Regions from separate parts of the Homo sapiens genome. Here region 1 is linked to region 2. A link is a contact called in ENCODE Hi-C or POLR2A ChIA-PET data. All regions are on one chromosome and are shown on one strand. The core of a region is the stretch at or near the end of the contact, and the rest is flanking DNA. Distances in the headings are between cores, read along the strand shown.

What was found. Hi-C counts contacts between places; a loop is a spot of excess contacts on that map. ChIA-PET counts read pairs that join two places held with the same protein, here RNA polymerase II (POLR2A). Pooled maps may share reads with other maps.
Region 1: a loop to region 2 is called in a map of IMR-90, with 16 times the contacts of the local background. The contact joins the enhancer-like site here to the promoter of KCNQ1OT1 in region 2. A Hi-C loop is called at or near these places in 7 of 168 maps with a recorded cell type or tissue (HepG2, IMR-90, ascending aorta and 4 more) and 15 of 50 pooled maps. POLR2A ChIA-PET finds 5 or more read pairs at or near these places in 4 of 52 experiments (AG04450, H1, HepG2 and 1 more).

The regions. Positions count from the first base shown.
Region 1 is chr11:2,825,174-2,827,873 of GRCh38, reverse strand. All of the region lies in intron 15 of KCNQ1 (potassium voltage-gated channel subfamily Q member 1), which reads right to left. Among named protein-coding and RNA genes, the nearest start is that of KCNQ1-AS1, 35 kb to the left of the region's middle. RefSeq lists an enhancer at 1-309. Within about 2 kb of position 1,438, at least 27 of the 41 ENCODE cell types and tissues checked have a DNase peak (open chromatin) inside an H3K27ac peak, as active enhancers do; they include IMR-90, ascending aorta, prostate gland and 1 more, where a contact is called at or near this core.
Region 2 is chr11:2,698,546-2,701,245 of GRCh38, reverse strand. It overlaps KCNQ1OT1 (KCNQ1 opposite strand/antisense transcript 1), which reads left to right and starts at 1,252. Exons shown (of 1, transcript NR_002728.4): 1 at 1,252-2,700. The region is part of intron 11 of KCNQ1 (potassium voltage-gated channel subfamily Q member 1); the gene reads right to left. RefSeq lists silencers at 769-838, 849-1,118 and an enhancer at 1-1,051.

The DNA.
Region 1 (2,700 bases), core at 189-2,688, 130 kb before region 2:
ACAAAGCTCTCGCTGCCTTCTGCCCGCCCCTTCCTCTTCATTCCGGAAAACAGTACCACCACATACCTGCTACTTACACCCTGGCCTGAGCCGCTGAAGTGTACCCCCATTTCCTCCCTCAAGCGCCCAACTCCTATCTGAGTCCTTCTGGTCTGGCCTCCAAGCCACATGTGGAATTTTCCCTCTGGCAAAACAGCCACTTGTCTCCATAGCCGCTCTCCCCCGCCCCCCCGACCCCACTTTTTTTTTTTAATCAACAGAACCCTGAATTAAGCTGAGTGTTTGCCTGCCTGGAATAGAGACTCCGTCCCCAGGGGCCCTTGCAGCGACTCAGGCGTGCGTCACATTCCGGCGGGTGGACAGAAAGGGGGATGACGTGGGCCGCTTCTGTGTAGGGTTTTACAGGAGTGGGGCCTGTCCTTCATGTCTTTTACCTCCCTCCTGCTGCTGGAATGCAGATGTGATGGTGAATGCAGGAGCAGCCGCTGGGGACCATAGGACAGAAGCACTGGATTGTGGACAGGAAAGCAAGCAGAGAGAGGAGGTCTGGGGCCAGGCTGATTCACCAGGCACACATCAGCCCTGAAGCTTCTGCTACTCTGGGACCCTGCGGGTGGCAAAGTTCTCTCTTATTTGGGCTGTCCCCAGGGTCACTGTCTCAGCAGCAGCTGAACCAAGAACCTCCCCTTCTCCCACCTGCCCTGACTCTGGTCCCTTATCTCCTACCTGGGGGACAGCAACACGAGGTGACTGTGCCTGGCCTCCTCTCTGCAGCCCAGCCTGTTCCCCTCCCGGCTCTGTGACATCTAAGCACATCACCTCTGAGCTTCAGGCTGAAGCCCTCCTGTGGCTTGTGAGTGACTGAAAATGACTCCAAACTCCTTAGAGGACTGCTCCGATGTCACCTCCTTGGAGATGTCCCCTTCCCCACCTACTCCACGGCTCATGGGCCACCTGCCTGGCTTTCTTCCTCCCTGTCCTTGTCACTCCAGGACCAGACACCCCACACCCAGTGGTTTACAGGCTGCTGGCCTGTGTGTCTCTCTGGCTGTGAGCATATGGGGAAGTGGTTAGTGTGTCTCCCCAGCACCCAGCATGGCTCCAAGCACATAGTGGGATTCTGAGTGGAGGCAGGGCAGGGGCCCCAAGACGAGGGGTGCCCAGGGGAGCCCCGTGCCTCTCTGGCCCTCTGCACCCCTCTCTGTTCTCCCTCTGGGAGCACAGTGGTGGGCTGGGTGTGCTGGGCCAGCCCTCTTGTGCCACAGCCAATCCAGGGCATTTCTACCCTGTGGGTGCCCAGCTGCAGGTCTGCTGGGGAGGCCTTCGGGGAAGCAGCAGCAGGAGGGGGCGGGGGAAAGTGCTCCCACACCGGCCTGGCGCACCCAACGCCGGGTCTGCCTGAGTTTCCGTGACTGTCTGCGCGGAACCGCACGGCGGTTTCCATCAGCGCTGCCAAGAGGCGGCTGCTGGGCCTGGCCGCGGGTTCTGACCCCCAGCTGGCCTGGTTACTGCCAGGAGACCCTGGGAAGCTGGGGAATACTGGAGCCCGAAGGGTTAACCTGCCCTCCCCGCCCCCAACCCCGGCTCAATTTCTTCATTTTTCAAAGGCCGGGCCCTCTTTCCTTCCAAGTCACAGCTGACGTGAAATGTAGCCTTAAAATGCAGCTGACATGAAAAACAATAGCACTCCCTCGGAGAGGTTCTGCTGCGGGCTGGACAGCCCCCGCCCCCCAATAATTACTCAAGACATTGGCATGAGCCAGGCCTGGTTAGGTAACAGGCTGCTTGCTGTGGAGGCTTATAACTCACAGGCAGTTACACATAATCTCTGCAGACAACAAAATCGTTTCCAGGATGGCGGGGAGGACGAGGCCTCGGGGAGAGGGTACTGGGGCAGGAGGGGCTGAGACCATGCCAATGGGGACAGGATCTGAGGAAGGGGCTCCGGGTGGCCCTGGGGAGCCAGCTTGTCAATGTGGGGAGGTGGTAAAGTGTCTGTGGAAAGGGGTTGCCCTGCCTCTCTCTTTACTCCAAACTCCACCCTTGCCCCAGTCCCTGGCGTGGAGGCCGCGCTGGTCCAGTCCGTTACTGAGCAAAGTACCCGGAGACTCATTCATACTGAAGTGTGAATGACTGACTGCTTTGGGAGAGCTGCCCCCGCGCAGCTCCGCGAAGGATAATTAATTGTCTGTTTATTGTTCATGGCCCCACTGTACTGACTTCCTCATGGGCAGGTCCACATACTTTCCCCTGTGTTCCCAGAGTCTAGTACATAGCAGACATTCAGAAAATATTTGTTGAAGACGACGACATCTAACCCAAAGAAGGAAGCGTCCAGGGTGTGATTCCAGGCACATGGGCGGGGCCCCTGGCAGCAAGGGCTGGACGACTGGAGGGACACTGGCCAGTAGAGGGCTGGGGCGCCCCTACCCCCCCGCGTGGTGCTTGCTCTTCCAGCACCCGGGGCCCCTGGCACCTTCCCACAGGAAACGCCCATTTCCCTGGAAGGACACTGAGCTGAGCAGGCTGAGGGCTCGGAAGGTCTGGGCTGCGGGCCTCCCTTGGCCTCCCATTGGTCTGGGTCTGCACCCTGGCGGCCTGGCTGCAGAGCCCACCCTGCCAGGAACTGGCTTCCTGGGCTATGAAGGCACACGCCCGACAGCAGGGTCGGGGAAGCCGGGCCCCAGCCCCAGTCCCGCC
Region 2 (2,700 bases), core at 3-2,502:
TCTTCTGGGCTGAAGAACAACAAAACCCCCAACCCGGTCACCCTTGGAGAGAGATTCCTGGCTCTCCCGTAGACGTATATTTTCGGCAGAGGCAGTGAAGATGAATGGCCTCCTTGCGTGCCTTGGTGGGGGGACGGCTGGCTCGCTTGGCTGGCTCCAGCCTCCCCCTTCCTCCTGTGTTTGAGGTCAACCCTGGGTTGGGGTTGTAACAACTTTCGAGAACATACCCAGAGTCCTGCATTCCAACACTGTTTTTGCAGTCCACATGGAAGGGCCAAACGGCCCCCAGCCTTGCCAGGGAAGCCTCAGGGTGTGAACTTCTAGAGGGGGCTTTTGTGACCCAGGCTTTTGTCCCCGGAGTTTATGGCAATGCTTGGCATTCAGAAGGCGCGCGCCAGCGGCGCGGAGGGGACGGACAAGGGGAGGGGCCGGCAGACGCGGTCAAGTGTCACGCCCGGATGGGGGATGGGAGGTGGGCAGGGCGGGCCCGGCCGGGCGCTGGCAGGCGCGGGGCGCCCTCGGCGCTGCCCTTTGCCAGGTGGGTGGCCTGGCATGTCCCGGCCACCCCTGCCACTCACCCCCTGAGGTCCCAAGTCCTCAGGGGTGAGCGGCAGACACGGGTGTTCCAGGCACAGCAGTGGGGGCTTCAGAACATCCCGATCCCCTGCATGGACCCGCTGGGAGGGGGGAAAACGCCTCCCGCACCCGGTGCCACGGCGGTGGAGACCTTGCCCGGGTTCGAGGGTCGCTGCAGCGGCGCCGGCGGAGGGGCTGGTCTCGGGCGTGGCCTGGACGCCCACAGGCCTCCACACCGAGGGCCCACAGCAGTGTCGGGGTGCGGCCGCTGTCCTCACGCGGTCACCCCGGGGTGGTGAACACATCACGCAGAGAACTGGCCCGTGTCTCCAGCTCACCCCGGCGATGCCAACGCTGAGGCTGGCGCTGGCCCCGGCCCCCGGTGGTGCTCAGGGACGACGGGTGGGGGCAGGGAGGGCGGCGGCTCGCGCCACCTCACACCCAGCCAGTGCCTCATGCGGCGCTGGACCCGCTGGGCCAATCTGAGCCCGGGTGGCATCAAAACGAGACTCTTTCGGCCAATGACAGGACACGGCACATCACTTTCCGCACCCAGCCAATCCGTGCAGCAGCCCGCCGCAAGCCTTCCCCTGCTGCCGCCCAATCAGCAGGTGGGGGGCGGTCGCCACGTCGGCAGCGGCGGGGGCAGTCGGAGCGCTGCCGCAGTCTCCAGGCAGAACGGTCGCCGCGTCGCCTCAGCACGGACCTCCAGGGAGCTCCTCAGCAAGATCCTGCCAGGGCGCCCCTCAGCGCGATTCTGCCGGGGTGCCTCTCAGCGTGGTCCTCCCCGGGGCTCCTCAGCACGATTCTCCCGGTGCGCCCCTCAGCGCGGTCCTCCTCGGTGCGTCAGTCATCGTGGTTCTCCCCGGCGCGCCCCTCGGCGCGGTTCTCCTCGGGGCTCCTCAGCGCGGCGCTCTTCTGGGGGCTCCTCGGCGCAGTTCTCCCCGGGGACTCCTCGGCGCCGTTCTCCTCGGGGCACCCGGGGCTTTTCGGCGCGGTTCTCCCCGGGGGTTCTTCGGCGCGGTTGTCCCCGGGGGTTCTTCGGCGCGGTTCTCTCCGGGGGCCTCTCGCCGCGGTTCTGTTCTCCCCGGGGGCTCCTCAGCATGGTTCTCCTCCGCGCGGTCCTCCCTGGGCCTCCTCAGCGCGGCACTCTCCTGGGGGCTCCTCAGCGCGGCACTCTCCCCGGGGGCTCCTCAGCGCGGCACTCTCCCGGCGGCTCCTCAGTGCGGTTCTCCCAGACTCTCCTCAGCGCGGCCCTCCCCATCTCTCTGGGAGGGTTTGAACACGGTCAGCACGGACCTGGGCGGACGGCGCGGGACGGGTGATCACTGGCGTTGCTGAGGTGAGCTGTGTGCCCCGCGGCCGTCCCAGATCACAGGCGTCAGCAGTGCAGCCTGGCCTGGGCAGTGCGCTCCCATCTGCACCTTATGGACAGCGTGGCCAGGGTCGAGGTCCGAGTTCCTGGCCGCGTCCCAAGGATCGGATTCCGGGTCTATAGTTCTCATGGTGGTTCAGAGTGGGCTGAATTGGGATTGGAGTCTGGAATCCGCATCGTGGTTCTGAGTCCGCGCTATTGGGATGGAAGTTGGGAATCCATGTTGTGGTTTTGAGTCAAAGCCCGAATTGGGACCGGAGTCGGAAATCCACTTAGTGGTTCTGAGTCAGGGCCCGAATTAGGATCGGAGGTGGGAATCCCCGTTGTGGTTCTGAGTTAGGTATCCTAGTTGGGATCAGAATTCGGGTCTAGGGTCCACATCCTGGCTGGGAGTTTGCCTGAGTTGGGATCTGAGTAGTTGGGGTCCCAGTCAGTCCGGGTCTGGAGTCCGCATGGTGGTTTTAGGTAGGGCCTCATTAGGGACAGAGGATCGGGAGTCTGAGTTGGGGACCTGAATCCCGGTCTGGAGTCTGCATCATGGCTCTGAGTTGAGATCCAAGGGAGGTCCGAGTTGGCGACTGGAGTCAGGGTCTGGAGTCTGTCTTTGGGTAGAGGTTCTGAATGGGGGGCTCTGAGTTAAGAGATTGGGATTGGGGTTAGAGGTCTCAGTGGGGTATGGGAGTCAGGAATTGAAGTCGAAGTTCTGCCTCTAGGTGGGGATTCTGAGTCAGGAATTAGGGGGCGAAGTA